Linked DNA regions of Homo sapiens: region 1 is linked to region 2. A link is an interaction called in ENCODE POLR2A ChIA-PET data of the cell type or tissue named here. Cell type or tissue: B cell. All regions are shown on one strand. Each heading gives the region's core, and the rest is flanking DNA. Links, peaks and the distances in the headings are about the cores only. Region 1 has its middle 85 kb from the start of ATF7IP2. Region 2 has its middle 26 kb from the start of LINC01290.

Evidence for each region. ChIA-PET counts read pairs that join two places held together with the same protein. Peaks named below come from ENCODE experiments on the same cell type or tissue, not always from the same donor. Only the 100,000 strongest peaks of a DNase experiment are listed, where the experiment ranks them.
Region 1: POLR2A ChIA-PET joins it to region 2 with 5 read pairs; 13 of 35 experiments call an interaction of 5 or more read pairs at or near these places.

The regions. Positions count from the first base shown.
Region 1 is chr16:10,296,337-10,304,988 of GRCh38, forward strand. No RefSeq gene overlaps it. Among named protein-coding and RNA genes, the nearest start is that of ATF7IP2, 85 kb to the right of the region's middle. RefSeq lists an enhancer at 1,452-1,501 and a silencer at 4,683-4,883. In B cell, for the core only: a CTCF peak has its summit at 1,892; DNase peaks (open chromatin) are centred at 1,295 and 2,335; H3K4me3 peaks cover 2,063 bases; H3K27ac peaks cover 4,193 bases.
Region 2 is chr16:10,497,724-10,506,375 of GRCh38, forward strand. No RefSeq gene overlaps it. Among named protein-coding and RNA genes, the nearest start is that of LINC01290, 26 kb to the right of the region's middle. RefSeq lists a cis regulatory region at 1-159 and an enhancer at 6,223-7,030. In B cell, for the core only: no CTCF peak of the experiment used is centred there; a DNase peak (open chromatin) is centred at 3,518.

The sequences.
Region 1 (8,652 bases), core at 487-8,486, 200 kb before region 2:
ATGTACGAGTTAAGGGATATTATCCATTCGAATAAAACCTTCGCCCTCTGAAAGTTCCCTGAAAATCAACTGACAAAATGTAAATGATAGAAGAAAAGGCATACACGTTTATTAGCATGTGCTGGGGAGGATCGCAGAGTGATGGCCTAATATCCCAAAGGGATACAGATTCTTCTATATCCGACTTCTTAGGGGAGAGGATCATGGAAAAGTGTGAATGATTTTAGGAGAATAGCAAAGGATTTTTATTTTTATTATCATTATTATTTTGAGACAGAGTTTTGCTCTTGTCGCCCAGGCTGGAGTGCACTGGCGCAATCTCCACCTACTACAACCTCCGCCTCCTGGGTTCAAGCAATTCTCCTGCCTCAGCCTCCCGAATAGCTGAGATTACAGGTGCCCACCACCATGCCCAGCTAATTTTTGTATTTTTAGTAGAGACGGGGTTATGCCGTGTTGGGCAGGCTGGTCTCCAACTCCTGACCTCAGGTGATCCACCCGCCTCGGCCTCCCAAAGTGCTGGGATTACAGGCGTGAGCCACAGCTCCCAGCCACAAAGGATTTTTAGGGGAATTCAATGGGCTTAGAGAACACACAGTGGCTCAGAACAAAGTCTGTTGGGTCTGCAGAGCAGAAAATGATTTGTGACAAGTCTGTTCAGGTGTGTTGGCAGACTTCAGTCAGTCTTCCTGCGATGTGAGTTCAGCTAATGAAAACTCAGGGACCGGGGTCATTGTTTTCTTCTTTTTCAGGTCCGGGCTTTAGGTAGATAAGGGAACTTCAGAGAACAACTTCATCCTGTGTTTTGGGAGACACGGAGGACTGAGCGATGAGAAGTAGGTGGGTGAGGTCAGAGAGACCTTAGGTCTTCCTCAGTTCGGCCCATCAGAGTGCCCTATTTTGGGGTATCGGTTTCTGACTCCCAACAATGGTGAAAAAATTGGGCTTGAAGTGGACTGGAAAGTTAGTAAAATTTCTTTAACTGTAGCAGGAGGAGTCATAGACACAACCTCTCAGACACCGGATTGTGGAAGGAAAGAGCTTTATTCTTCTGGGAGCATCGGCAGACTCAAGTCCTAGAAACTGAGCTCCCTGAATAAGTAATTCCTGTCCCTTTTAAGGGCTCACACCTCTAAAGGGACTGCATGAAGAGGGGGTCGTGACCGATTGGGCAAGCGAGGGGTAGGTGACTGACGGCTGCATGCACCAGTAATCACAACGAAACAGAACAGAACAGGGAGTTTCACAACGCTTCCTCATACAGTGTCTAGAATCTATAGATAACTCAAGCAGTGAGGTCAGGGGTTGAATTTTAACTACCAGGCCCGAAATGTGACGCTGGGCTGTCTGACTATGAATTTCACTTCTGCTTATTCTTTTAACTTCTACCTTTTCAGCAAACAAGAAATTAAGTATAAGACAACATGAGGAGTGGTCTCCTTTCTCATGACCACCTCCGCTAGTTCAGAGAAAGGCGCCCACAGTGACTGGGTGACCAAGATATAGTTGCCTCAGACATTTGCATTTCAAAGGGGATAAATCCAAGACCTTTGAAAAAAATGTTTCTGGGTTGTAAATCTGGCAAGAGGCTTACTTGCCTCTGAAGAGATTTATAGACACACCAAAAGATTAAAGTAAGAATTTACGACCACTAGGTTTCTCTCAGGAATACTCTAAGAGGAGGAGGATATGGTCTCTTTTCTTTTGTGGTAACAGGGGAAATTCTTTTTTTTGTTTTTTCTTTTTTCTTTTTTTTTTTCTTCAATTGGTGATACTCAATTGTCCCAAAACTCTTAGAGTGATTAGAACAGAAAAAGTTAAATATATCATTGATTTATTTTTTCGGTCTATTTTTTTCAAAATGCCATTATAAGGGTAACACAATTTTATTGTGAGGAAACTGGGGAAGTAAAGAAAATCATGAGGAAACTCAAAGCCAGCTTTTGAAGTTCATTCTAAAAGGATGAACTCAATTTGGGTCTGCTTGGTAATTATGTAAATGTCCTGTTATAATTGATAATTAACTATTTTGTGTTTTGCATCATCAAAGCCAGCTCGGTATAGTTGAATAAAAGGTACACCAAATGAAATCTCATATCTAGACTAATTTCAAGAGAACCAAAGGAAATTATTATAATTATCATGAACTTTCTAATCACTAGAACAGCATAAAACCTTTCTTTATGTAGCAAAGTACCAATGAGTGGCAGGTGCAAGATAGAGGCTGTCACAAAAGAAAGGGCAGCCTAAGAATGAGAAGTTATAGCTTCTCTTTTCTATTTCTCCTCCCAGAGGTTGAGTTCTGCATGCCCTCCGTCCCCACAATTCTACTTGACATTGCCACTGCCTTCCTCTAACCTGTCTCTGTTTCTTCCTTACATTGCTGGTGGAATGACCATTCCGTCTGACATATCAGATTATTCACTATTTCTTCCTTCTCTGTTACTCATTTGTTGAACAAGTTTACTGAGCATCTATGTGCCAGCCACTAGCCAAAATGCTGTGGCAAGACCTGGCACAGTGGTTCATGCCTATAATCCCAGCATTTTGGAAAGCTGAGGCATGGCCAATTGCTTGAGACCAAGAGTTCACAACCAGTCTGGGCAACATGGCGAAACTCTGTCTCTACAAAAAAATAAACCAGCAAACAAAAAAAGTTAGCCAGGAGTGGTGGCACACACCTGTGGTCCCAGCTACTTGAGAGGCTGGGGTGGGAGGATCACCTGAGACTGGGAGGTCGAGGCTGCAGTGAGCTGAGATCGCACCAGTGCACTCCAGCCTGGGTGACAGAGAAAGACCCTATCTCAAAAACAAAACAAAACAAAGTGCTGGGGCTATAACCATGAAAGTGATAGGAGAGAGCGCTGGTAACAGTACTCTCTTCTTCATTCTCTTCCTCCTGGCCTATCTCCTTCTTCCTCCTTTCCCTAGTTTCACTACTTGGGGCTCCAATATGAAGACCTTTTTGGATGTATTGCATCTTCGTATCTCCAGGGCCCAGCACAATGGCTGTATTTTCGTACATGCTTCTCCAGCATGTATGAAATGAATGAATTCTCTATTGAAATTATTGGCCAGGCGCAGTGGCTCACGCCTGTAATCCCAGCACTTTGGGAGGCCGAGGCAGGCAGATCACCTGAGGTCAGGAGTTCAAGAACAGCCTGGCCATCATGATGAAACCCCATCTCTACTAAAAATACAAAAAAAGTTAGCTGGGTATGGTGGCAGGCACCTGTAATCCCAGCTATTCTGGAGGCTGAGGCAGAAGAATCGCTTATACCTGGGAGGCAGAGGTTGCAGTAAGCCGAGATCGTACCATTGCACTCCAGCCTGGGCAACAAGAGCAAAACTCCATCTCAAAAAAAAAATAAAGAAAGAAAGAAAAATTATTTATTCAGAGTCTGGGTGCTAGAGCTGTTACAGAAGGAATTAAAACACTACTTGGAATCTTTCCATTTTTATCTACATTGTTTTTTCTGCTTATTAAAATATGAGTCAATATCATAATAAAATCATTACAGAAATAAATAAAATAGAAAGTGCAACTCCTCCGCATTTCTAAATTCAAGAGATAACTGCAATTTACAATTTGATGTGTGCTTCTCTAATTTGTTTCTCTTTTTACGTAGCTCTATCTTTCTATATGCACACCTACATAGGTATATTTATATCCTATACATAATTTTAAAACCCAAACAGTATCATAGTAGTCAAATGAATCTTCAACTGCTTTTTTTTCTTTTTTCTATTTGATGATATATCTTGGCTTGGATTGTGCTGAATTTCTTCTAAATATCTCTCCAACTGTAATTGTATGCTTTTGTATCAAGGCCAGAAGCTCACTTATTTTTATTAACTAGTTCTCATTATTATAAAAGAAATACAAAGCTGGGCACGCCTGCTGACTCCTGTAATCCCAGCACTTTGGGAGGCCCAAGTGGGCTGATTACTAGAGGCCGGAAGCTCGAGACCAGCCTGGCAAACATGGCAAAACCTCATCTCTACTAAAAAAATACAAAAATTAGCCGGGCATCGTGGTGCACGCCTTTAGTCCCAGCTACTCTGGAGACTGAGGCATGAGAATCACTCGCATCCAGGAGGCGGACGTTGCAGCGAGCCGAAATGGCGCCACTGCACACTAGCCTGGGCTATAGAGCGAGACTCTGTCTCAAAAAAATAAACAAAAAAACAAAAATTATTTTACAGAAGCTTCTGCATAATCAATAAAATCATCGGGTCTGGAAACTGTGAAATACTTGGTTACCTAACCATAGCGCAAACTGCTTGCCATTCTCTAAAAGCTAGTCTTTTTTTTTTTTTTTTTTTTTTTTGAGACAGTCTGACTATGTTACCCAGGCTAGAGTGCAGTAGTGCAATCTCAGATCCCTGCAACCTCCGCCTCCCAGGTTCATGCAGTTCTCCCGCCTCAGCCTCTCGAGTAGCTGGGATTACAGGCACACACCACCACACCTGGCTAATTTTTGTATTTTTAGTAGAGATGGGGTTTCGCCATGTAGGCTAGGCTGGTCTCAAACTCCTGACCTCAAGTGATCTGCCCACCTCGGCCTCCCAAAGTGCTGGGATTACAGGTGTGAGCCATGCACCAGCTGTTCTTTTCGAAAATCAGAAACCAACCGGTTTCTTATTATAGACGACTTCCCAGAATGAAAACTACATTACCCACCCTCCTTTGTAATAAGGTGTGTCTGGGTGACCACATTTTGTCCAATGGGCTATGAGAAGAGCCATGGACAACTTCCCAGTTCAGTGATGCCTTACAGTATGGTGTGTTCCTTCCTTGTGTCTTTTTCCCCTGTGTAAAGGTTGGAATGTGGACCTTGGACCATGAGAACCAGCCCAGCACCTTAGAGATGAAGACACAATGAGATGAAAGGATCTTAGGCTCCTGACAGATTTGCAAAGTAGGACTTTGAAAAGTAGTTGGACTTCTTTAGGAGAGAGAAATATACTTGCATCTTTGCTCTTGTAAGCCACTGCTATTTGGGGTCTGTGCTATGCACAGGTGAATGCCTGCCTTTATGAGGAATGTGAGCCCCTTTATTTTATTATTTTATTTTTTAAAATTTGAGACAGAGTCTCGCTCTGTCACCTAGGCTGGAGTACAGTGGTGCGATCTCAGCTCACTGCAACCTCTGCCTCCCAGGTTCGAGATATGCTCCTGCCTCAGCCTCTCAAGTAACTGGGATTACAGGCACATACCACCACACCCAGCTAATTTTTGTATTTAGTAGATATGAGGTTTCACCATGTTAGCCAGGCTGGTCTCGAACTCCTGAACTCAAGTGATCCACCTGCCTTGGCCTCCCAAAGTGCTGGGATCACAGTGTGAGCCACCACGCCCAGCCATTTTTTTTTTTTTTTTTTTTTTGAGATGGAGTCTTGCTGTGTCACCCAGGCTGGAGTGCAGTGGCGCAATCTCAGCTCACTGCAACCTCCACCGGTTTCATGCAATTCTCCTGCCTCAGCCTCCCGAATAGCTGGGACTACAGGTGTGAGTCACTTGCCCAGCGGTAAGCCTGGTTTTGAGCACTGGGTCTAAACACTTCTTAGCTCTGTGATCAGGAGCATGTCACTTTAAAAAAATTTTTTAATTTAATTTAGTTTTTTTTTGTTCTTTTTCCCTCTCACCGCAGCTTTTCCCAACTACTGGGAGAACCAGGAAGGCCAAGGAGCCTGTCTCTTAACCGCTTGGAGCCTTACTTGTCTCATCCATGAAATGGGAATAAAAATAAAACCAATCTTATAGTGTAACCGGGACAACCAACATTTCTTCGCAAGATTGTTGCCAGAAAGAGGTCCCAATCCAGACCCCGAGAGAAGTCTTTGATTTTGCCCAAGAAACAATTTGGGGCCCAGTGCGGTTCGAGACTAGCCTGACTAACATGGTGAAACCCCGGCTCTACTAAAAATACCAAAATTAGCCAGGCGTGGTGGTGCATGCCTGTAATCCCAACTACTCTGGAGGCTGAGGCAGGAGAATCACCTGGACCTGGGAGGCGGAGGTTGTAGTGAGAGGAGATCGGGCCATTGCAGCTCTCCCTTATAAATGATTATTATGGAGGCCTATTTAACAGGAAGAAATTATTCTTCTCTTTTAATTGATTAATTCATTCATTCATTCATTTTATTTATTTATTTGTTTATTTTAAGAGTCAGGGTCTCGCTCTGTCACCCTGGAGGCTGGAGTACAGTGGTGCAATCATAGCTCACTGCAGCCTTGACCACCCAGGCTCAAGCAATCCGCCCACCATGGCCTCCCAAAGCACTGAGATAACAGGCATGAGCTACTGTGCTTAGCCCAAAAACAAAGTATTATTATTCCTTGTTCTTTCTCTTCTTGAGAGAATTAGAACCACCACTTCCTTCCATATGAATTTATCATCTTCATACAAGATGAGCCAACCATAATATCATACTGTTTGGCCACAGAGATTGGTCAAAAGATGGACATGTGGCCCTTGCTAAACCAATCAGAGTCCTTCCTTAGAACTTTATGATTTGGGGTTGGGCGTGGTGGCTCATACCTGTAATCCCAGCACTTTGGGAGGCCAAGGCAGGCAGATACCTGAGGTCAGGAGTTCGAGACCAGCCTGACCAACATGGAGAAACCACTTCTGTACTAAAAATACAAAATTAGCTGTGTGTGGTAGCACATGCCTGTAATCCCAGCTACTTGGGAGGCTGAGGCAGGAGAATCACTTGAACCCGGGAGGCAGAGGTTGCACTGAGCCAAGATCTTACCATTGCACTGCAGCCTGGACAACAAGAGCAAAACTCCATCTCAAAAAAAAAAAACAAAAAAAAACTTTATGATTTGGAACCGGGGGGAAAGAACAGTAAGAATCACTGTGTAAATGTATGCAAGTTGAGTTGTGCACTGAGTAACTTGCATGGCTATACATGGTAGCCTATGAAACGTAGCGCCTGGAAGTTACTGGTGGTTGGGTGGAGGGCACATCCCAGCTTCCCAGAGATGGCTAATCTGTATGCAAATAGAGTAAAATTGATATATATAGGGAGAAGAAGATATCTGAGATAGGAAATGAGAATCCTGACTGTTAGCATTAAAATCCCAGACATCCTACCTGGGAACAGGTTTGAATCCAACATTGTGACCTGGAGGATATTTTGGCCCCTAGTGTATCCTTCTCTTTCTATCTCTCTTCAGTCCCTCATTTCAACATAGTCCCATTTCTTTTTTTTTTTTTTTTTTTTTTGAGATGGAGTCTCCTCTGTCACCCAGGCTGGAGTGCAATGACGCGATCTCGGCCCACTGCAAACTCCTTCTCCTGGGTTCAAGCTATTTTCCTATCTCAGCCTCCCAAGTAGCTGGAACTATGGGCATGTGCCACCACACCCAGCTAATTTTTGTATTTTTAGTAGAGACGGGGTTTCACGATGTTGGCCAGGCTGGTCTTGAACTCCTGACCTCAGGTGATCTGCCCACCATGGCCTTCCAAAGTGCTAGGATTACAGGCGTGAGCCACTGCGCCTGGCCAACATAGTTCCATTTCCATCCTCTCTGGCTTCCACTTGACCTCCACATCTCTCTCTCTTCCCTCTTTCTTTCTTTCCTTCTCTCCACTCTCCTCTTCCCACTCCTTCCCCATTTTTCCCCATTTCTATCTCTCCTAGTCTCTCCACCTAACAAAACACCTTACAATTTTCTCATCAAGTAACTAAGAAATAAATGCAAACTATCATTCTTTGATTCAAATAATAATGAATACTACAGCTATAAATTATCAATACAAATTAACACCAAAAACAACTAAACATCTCAGAAGGTCAAATTTGCTTCTAGCTAAAAATCGACAAAACATTCTAATTTTCTGCACTAAATGTGTATCTTTGATAATTTATCCCAGGAAAATAGGACTTAGCTGAAATAATGGTCTCACAATGAAACCAGTTGTAAATTATAATTAGTATGTGCAATATGGGAAAAAAGTAGATTACATAAAGAAAAGCAATTGATTCCATGCCACCAATTTCAGTAAATTAAAATTTTAAAAAGTTTGGGGAAAATTAGAATAGTTTAATGGATCCACGTAGATAATTGATCACAAAATTAAACTGGCTTAGTAGAGTTTACTTTGGATAATGCTTTCTCATTGATAATTCAGCCATGTTTTATTTATTTATGTATGTATTTATTTATTTATTTATTGAGAAGCAGTTTCGCGCTTTTTTTTTTTTTTTTTTTTTTTGAGACGGAGTCTCCCTCTATCGCCCAGGCTGGAGTGCAGTGGCGCAATCTCGGCTCACTGCAAGCTCCACCTCCCAGGTTCACGCCATTCTCCTGCCTCAGCCTCCCGAGAAGCTGGAACTAAGGCGCCCACCACCACGCCCGGCTAATTTTTTGTATTTTTTTTTTTTGGTAGAGAAGGAGTTTCACTGTGTCAGCCAGGATGGTCTCAATCTCCTGACCTCGGGATCTGCCCACCTCGGCCTCCCAAAGTGCTGGGATCACAGGTGTGAACCACCACGCCCGGCTGGAGTTTCGATCTTGTTGCCGAGGCTGGAGTGCAATGGCACGATCTTGGCTCACCACAACCTCCGCCTCCTGGGTTCAAGTGATTCTCCTGTCTCAGCCTCCCGAGTAGCTGGGATTACAGGCATGTGCCAACA
Region 2 (8,652 bases), core at 510-8,509:
TCCCTGGACCCAAGTAAAGGCTTTAGTCCTGCAGATCCTTCTCTCTCTTGCTCCCCACCCACTGGATGAGCTCCCTGCTGCCTTTGGACGTCCCGTCAACCCTGTGGTCACCACTCTTCTCTCTGGACCTGTGAGTCAGAAAGCGCTGCTGTGGTTTCCTGTGTTTTGTTGCACTGCCAGCTCTGTGTCTCACCTGACCCACACACCTGAGCCTGACTCTCCTCCTGGTCAGGGCTCTCCTCCCAGAAAGTGGCCGTGTTGGTAAGAACAAACTGGACACAGGTCAGCACCAGCAAAAGGGTGTCTTCCAGTACGAACAAGTCATGTGGGAGAGGAACACCTGGTAACCAGCTGGACACAGGCTTTAGGTCGTCCACCAGAAAAAGAAGAATCCCATGAAAGGCACGTTCCAAACGCCCACTTCTCCTGGAGTCCCATCAGGACAGGGCTAGAGTTTATAGATCCTTGACCAAGAGAGACTTCAAGACCAAGTCAGAGCAAAATCCCAACAATGAGATAACGTAAAATACCTAGGACAAAGCAAAAATGCTAGGGGAGGCAGAGAATGAAAAATACCTTGTTTCCTAACTGCTGATTTACTAAGACAAGAGGGTCAACAGGAGACGGCAAGTCACTCAGAAGTAGTCATGGAGATAAATATATATATAACTGATTTATTTTTATATATAATAAAAATAAATAAAAGATATATATTATATAACATATATCATTTATTTTACATAGCACTTATTATATATCACTTATGTATTTTATATATAATAAAAATAAATAAAATATATAATTATATATCTCTTATTTTATTTATAAAAATAGAAGATATATAACTATACATAATATATAAAGATATATATCATTGAATTATATATATAATATATATTATCTATTTTATATATATATAATTTATATATATATAATTATATATAATATATATTATATATATTATATATATATTATAAATATATATTACATTATAAATATATTATATATTATAAATATATATTATAAATATATTATATATTATAAATATATATTATAAATATATTATATATTATAAATATATATTATAAATATATTATATATTATAAATATATATTATAAATATATATTATAAATATATATTATAAATATATTATATATTATAAATATATATTATAAATATATATTATAAATATATTATATATTATAAATATATATTATAAATATATATTTATAATATATATTATAAATATATATTATAAATATATATTATAAATATATATTATAAATATATATTATAAATATATATTATAAATATATTATAAATATATATTATAAATATATATTATAAATATATTATATATTATAAATATATATTATAAATATATTATATATTATAAATATATATTATAAATATATTATATATTATAAATATATATTATAAATATATTATATATTATAAATATATATTATAAATATATTATATATTATAAATATATATTATAAATATATTATATATTATAAATATATATTATAAATATATTATATATTATAAATATATATTATAAATATATTATATATAAATATATATTATAAATATATTATATATAAATATATATTATATATTATAAATATATTATATATAAATATATATTATATATTATAAATATATTATATATAAATATATATTATATATTATAAATATATTATATATAAATATATATTATATATTATAAATATATTATATATAAATATATATTATATATTATAAATATATTATATATAAATATATATTATATATTATAAATATATTATATATAAATATATATTATATATTATAAATATATTATATATAAATATATATTATATATTATAAATATATTATATATAAATATATATTATATATTATAAATATATTATATATAAATATATATTATATATTATAAATATATTATATATAAATATATATTATATATTATAAATATATTATATATAAATATATATTATATATTATAAATATATTATATATAAATATATATTATATATTATATTATTATTCTATATGTTGGGATTTTTATATAATATATAATAGATAACACATATATATATTATATATGTTGGGATTTTTATATATTATATATAATAAAGATATATATCTGTTATTTATTTTTATATATAAAAATAAATGATATATATATTTATCTCCAGGACTACTTCTGAGTGATTTGCCATCTTCTGTTGATATATAATATATGTAATGTTATATTTTTATATAATATAAAGATATATATAAATTAAATATATATATATATTTTATTTATTTGTTTTTGAGACAGGGTGTCTCACTCTGTTGCCCCGGCTGGAGTGCAGTGGTACAATCTTGGCTCACTGTAGCTTTGACCTCCCAGGCTCAAGGAAACCTTTCACCCGCCAAGTAGCTGGAATTACAGGTGCGCACCACCGTGCCCAGCTAATTTTTATATTTTTTGTAGAGATGCGGTTTCACCATGTTGGCCAGGCTGATCTTGAACTCCTGAGCTCAAGCAATCCACCTGCCTCGGACTCTTAATTTTCTGGGATGACAGATGTGCTTGGCCTCTCTCTCTTTTTTTTTTTTTTTTGTTTTGAGACAGAGTCTCGCTCTGTTGCCCAGGCTGGAGTGCAGTGGCACGATCTCAGCTCACTTCAAGCTCCACCTCCCAGGTTCATGCCATTCTCCTGCCTCAGCCTCCCAAATAGCTGGGACTACAGGTGCCTGCCACCATGCCCAGCTAATTTCTTTGCATTTTTAGTAGAGACGGGATTTCACCGTGTTAGCCAGGATCTCCTGACCTTGTGATCCGCCCACCTCAGCCTCCCAAAGTGCTAGGATTACAGGCGTGAGCCACCGCACCCAGCAGCCTCTTCTCAAAAAAATCACAATATGTGAACATATTCCCAATAGAAAATTATTTTATAAATATAGCACTTAAAAAAAAATCAAAAGTCTCATTTTAGCACCAGTCACTCCCAACTCAGACTTTCCATGGCAGGCCAGGTCTCATTAACATAGGCCTCCATAACTGTCTCAGCACTGACTGAGTGGTTAAAAGCTGAGAGAGCCAGTGCCCTTATTCAAAGGCTGGAATGTAACAAAAGTCCACCAAGAGTTTTGCCTAGGCTTTTCCTGGGCCTTATAAAGCATGACAAGATAACGAAGGAATTCTTAATGGGACCTGTTTAGGATTAAACAAGTTTCATTGGGGGTCTGAAAAAACTCCCCAGGCCTCCAATGAAGAAGTTTATTGGGGGTCCTGTTAGAGCAGTGGGAGAGAAGAGAAGGAAGACGAAACAAGAGAGTGGCTCAAACACTTGAGACTGGTTTATTGAGAGTAAACCTGAGAAGGGCTTCTGGCTGGCAGGATCAGGAGCAAACTTCTCTTACAGCCTGAGGCATTTAAAAAGGGCCCAGTGGGGGCAGTGTGCTCTGGGTGTGGTTCCTATGGGGGAGGGGTTAGGGGAGTGCTGGCTGGTTGGGACTGCTGGGGACTTTGATAAGCTTGCTTAGGGTTGTTATGCTCTGTTGAAGATATAGGTGGGGCTGACTTTTGCAGTTTGGTCAGGTGGCAATGGACAGTTCTGAGAAATGGAAACTTGATAGTTTAAGGTGGTGGAGTCTTGTTAAGATGGTGGTACTCTTGTCCCATCAGGTCTGAAGGAATTCCCCAAACCTCCATGATTTAGCAGGAGACAAGATAAGGGTAATCACCCCAGCACCTGGAGCCATTTAGATTAAGTAAATTTATAGAGGAAGGTCTTCAGGATTGAGACCTTAGTTATAGATTAAAAGAAGTTAGCTGGGTGCGGTGGCTCAAGCCTGTAATCCCAGCACTTTGGGAGGCTGAGGTGGGTGCATTACCTGAGTTCAGGAGTTGGAGACCAGCCTGGCCAACATGGTGAAACCCTGTCTCTACTAAAAATGCAAAAATTAGCCGGGCATGGTGGCACGTGCCTGTAATCACAGCTGCTTGGGTGGCTGAGGCAGGAAAATCACTTGAACCTAGGAGGCAGAGGTTGCAGTGAGCCAAGATAGCGCTCCTGTACTCCAGCCTGGGTGACAGAGCAAGACTCTGTCTCAAAAAAAAAAAAAAGAAAAAAGAAAAAAAGTTAATCACTTATGTCTTCAGATGAATGTAGACTTACATGTAGACATATAGGTTAGAAGGTATATAAGCACTGGAAAACTTTCTAATTTTGAGTTAGTCTGGTGATATTTTCCAGGTCTTCTCCCTGTAACCAGTTACCCAAATAAAAATTCCCTCCTTTCCCAGTTCATCTGCATGTTGTTATTGGGCCACTGGAATAAGCAGCCCGACCCTCAGTTTGGTCTGGGAACATTTCTGCTGAGGAGGCAACTACTCTTACCAGTTGGGTATATTTTCTTCCAGGCTTTTCAGGGCAGTTATCGGTGTAGAATCCTGACAGATTGCTCTCAAGGCTTCACCACTCCACACTTCCAACAGAGAATGGCGTGTGCCTTCCCCATCACTGGTTTTTTATTGTCAATAAAGTGAGGCAAAATTTTAAATCTGATGAAATTCTGTGTCTGTGTCAGAGATGTATGAAACAGAGCAACCCCATCTTGAACAGGGGCTGGGTAAAATGAGACTGAGACCTACTGGGCTGCATTCCCAGGAGGTTAAGGCACTCTTAGTCACAGGATGAGATAGGTCAGCACAAGATACAGGTCACAAAGACCTGGCTGTTAAAACAGCATGCACTAGGGCCAGGCGCGGTGGCTCACACCTGTAATCCCAGCACTTCTGGAGGCCGAGGCGGGCGGATCACGACGTCAGAGGATCGAGACCATCCTGGCTAACACGGTGAAACCCCGTCTCTACTAAAAATACAAAATATTAGCCGGGCGAGGTGGCGGGCGCCTGTAGTCCCAGCTACTCGGGAGGCTGAGGCAGGAGAATGGCGTGAACCCAGAGGGGCAGAGCCTGCAGTGAGCCGAGATCGCGCCACAGCACTCCAGCCTGGGCGAGAGCGAGACTTGGTCTCCAAAAAAAGAAAAAAAAAAAAACAAAAACAAAAAGCAGCATGCGTTAAAGAAGCTGGCCAAAACCCCACCAGAAACAAGAGGACCACGAAAGTGGCCTCTGGTCACCCTCATCACTCATTATACGCTAATTATAACACATTAGCATGCTAAAAGACACTCCACCAACACCGTGACAGTTTACAAATGCCATGGCAACGCCAAGGAATTACCCTATATGGTCTAAAAGGGGAAGGAACCCTCAGTTTCAGGAATTCCCAGAAAACTCATGAATAATCTACCCCTTGTTTAGCATATAATTGAGAAATAACTGTAAGTATTCCCATTTGACCAACCCATGCCACTGCTCTGCCTATGGAGTAGTCTTTTTTTTTTTTTTTTTAAATTGAGACAGAGTCTCGCTCTGTCACCCAGGCTGGAGTGCGGGGGTGTGATCTCAGCTCACTGAAACCTCTGCCTCCCGGGTTCAAGCAATTCTTCTGTCTCAGCCTCCCGAGTAGCTGGGACTACAGGTGCCTGCCACCATGCCTGGCTAATTTTTGTATTTTTAGTAGAGATGGGGTTTCACCATATTGGCCAGGCTGGTCTCAACCTCCTCACCTTGTGATCCACCGGCCTCGGCCTCCTAAAGTGCTGGGATTACAGGTGTGAGCCACCGCGCCCAGCCAGAGTAGTCATCTTTCATTCCTTTATTTCTCTAATAAACTTGCTCTCACTTCTTTTTCACACGAGGTCCAAGAACCCTCTCTTGGGGTCTGGATTGGGACCCCTTTCCAGTGACATCCGCTCTAGACTAATCTTATGTCCTGTGGTTGATGAATCGGGAATCTCTGGTGAATAGGAAAAATTGTTGGATTGGGAGGAGATTCTGGTTTCTGGTTTCCCTGGCTCTCATTTAATATGTAACCCTGAGTAGGTAGCTTTCCCTTCCTAAATCAGTTTCCTCAACTATAATGAGAGGATTTAGATCTCCAAAGTCTCTTTTAGTTCAGACTCTCAAAAAAATCCAAAACACACAGCCAGGCGCAGTGGCTCACGAAGTCAGGAGATCGAGACCATTCTGGCCAACATGGTGAAACCCCATCTTTACTAAAAATACAAAAATTAGCCAGGCATGCGTGGTCATGGACACCTCTAGTCCCAGCTACTCAGGAGGCTGAGGCAGGAGAATTGCTTGAAACTGGGAGGCGGAGGTTGCAGCAGTGAGCCGACATCGCACCACTGCACTCCAGCCTGGGTGACAGAGCAAGACTCCATCTCAAAAAAAAAAAAAAATCCAAAACACACAAGTTATATCAGAGCTGGAAGAATCTGGGAACTCTTACTTTGGGAGATTTGGGTGAGGTTCTTATGGTCTCCTTCACAGTTTGTTTATTTCAGTTCAATCTGATAGATTCTACCCTCAGACTCTATTTATAGTGATTACTGTGTGAAAGGAAAATACATCTCGGGACCCCAAAAATCACTAAGCAAAAGGGAAAAGTCAAGCTGGGAACTATGTCAGGCAAACCTGCCTCCCATTTTATTCCTAAATAACATAGCTACAAAGGTTTGACAACAACAGCAAAAAAAAAAAAAAAAAAAAGCTGCATACCTCCCTCACAAGTTTCCCAGAAGGAAATTCCTTGTGGACAAGGGACAGACAGAACTCAAAGTCTTCCTTCTGCTCACTTGAGACAAATGCCTATCTGATTGCTTCCTCTGCCCTATTGTTTCACTAAACCAGACTAAGGCCTAAGTGACTATTCCTCTACCCTCCTCTCACATGTAAATTGCATATTCAGTGGGAGGCTAATCAGAGACTCAAAGGAATGCACCCCTTGTCTCTCATCTACCTATGACCTGGAAATTCCCACCCTACACCCAGTTGTCCCAATGTCAGAGATGATAAATTAATCTTCAAAAAGCTTTAGTTCTCTGTTCTTTGTTTCTTATGACCAACTTCCTTGTACTTCCTTGTCTCCTAGCTACCTGTTCTGTAAACAACCTTCTCGCCTTTGCGGTGCTTAGATAGACAAGTCCTTCTGGCCTAGTAAAGGACAGTCCCTCTTCCTTCCCATCTAATAGACCCTATTCAGTTTAAACCTTAGCTTAGATTGTGAAGTCCAACCTCAGCCAATGGGGAAAGGACACAGAAGTGCTAGGAACTGCGTTAGGGATAAAACCCCTGCCCTCCCCCGCTCAGTGTGCTCTTGCAGTCATGACTGGTGCAAGCTGCACCTTTCTGCAGAAGTAAATTTGGCTTGCTGAGAAATCTTTTGTTTGAGTGCTCATTTTCTTTATGACTCTGAGCTCTTATTTCTAACACCACCTTTCCAGGCCAAACCAATGTACATCGTACACATATTGATTGATGTCTCATATCTCCCTAAAATGTATAAATCCAAGCTGTGCCCCAACCACAGTAGGCACGTGTCATCTGGACTTCCTAATGTTAGAGGTGTGTGAACCAGAGCAACTCCATCTTCATAGGGGCTGGGTGAAATAAGGCTGAGACCTTCTGGGCTGCATTCACAGACTAAGTCGTTCTAAGTCACAGGACAACACAGGAGATCAGCACAAGATACAGGTCATAAAGACCTTGCTGTTAAAACAGATTGCAGGAAAGAAGCCGGCTAAAACCCAACAAAACCAAGATGGCTACAAGAGTGACCTCTGGTCATCCTCATTGCTACACTCCCACCAGTGCCGTGAGAGCTTACAAATGCCATGGAAATGTCAGCAAGTTACTGTCAGGCCTCTGAGCCCAAACCTGCATGTATTCATCCAGATGGCCTGAAGAATCACAAAAGAAGTGAAAATGGCCTGTTCCTACCTTAACTGACAATATTACCTTGTGAAATTCCTTCTCCTGGCTCATCCTGGCTCAAAAGCTCCCCCACTGAGCACCTTGTGACCCCCACCCCTGCCAGCCAGAGAACAACCCCCTTTGACTGTAATTTTCCACTACCTACCCAAATCCTATAAAACAGCCCCACCTCTATCTCCCTTCGCTTCAGCCCACCTGCACCCAGGTGATTAAAAAGCTTTATTGCTCACACAAAGCCTGTGTGGTGGTCTCTGCACACAGACACGCATGAAAGTTACCCTATATGGTCTAAAAAAGGGGAGGCATGAATAATCCACCCCTTGTTTAGCATATAATCAAGAAATAACCATAAAAATGGGCAACCAGACAGGTGCAGTGGCTCATGCCTGTAATCCCAGCACTTTGGGAGGTCGAGGCGGGTGGGTCACCTGAGGTCAGGAGTTTGAGACCAGCTTGGCCAATATGGTGAAACCCCGTTTCTACTAAAAATACAAAAATTAGCTGGGTATGATGGCATATGTGCCTGTAGTCCCAGCTACTTGGGAAGCTGAGGCAGGAGAATCGTGCCATTGCAGTCCAGCCTGGGTGACAGAGCAAGACTCTGTCTCAAAAAAAAAAAAGGGGGGGCAACCAGCAGCCATCAGGGTTGTTCTGTCTATGGAGTAGCCATTCTTTTATTCCCTTACTTTCCTAATAAACTTGCTTTTACTTTAATCTGTGGACTCACCCTGAATTCTTTCTTGTGTGGAGTCCAAGAACCCTCTCTTGGGGTCTGGATCGGGACCGCTTTCCTGTAACACCGAGG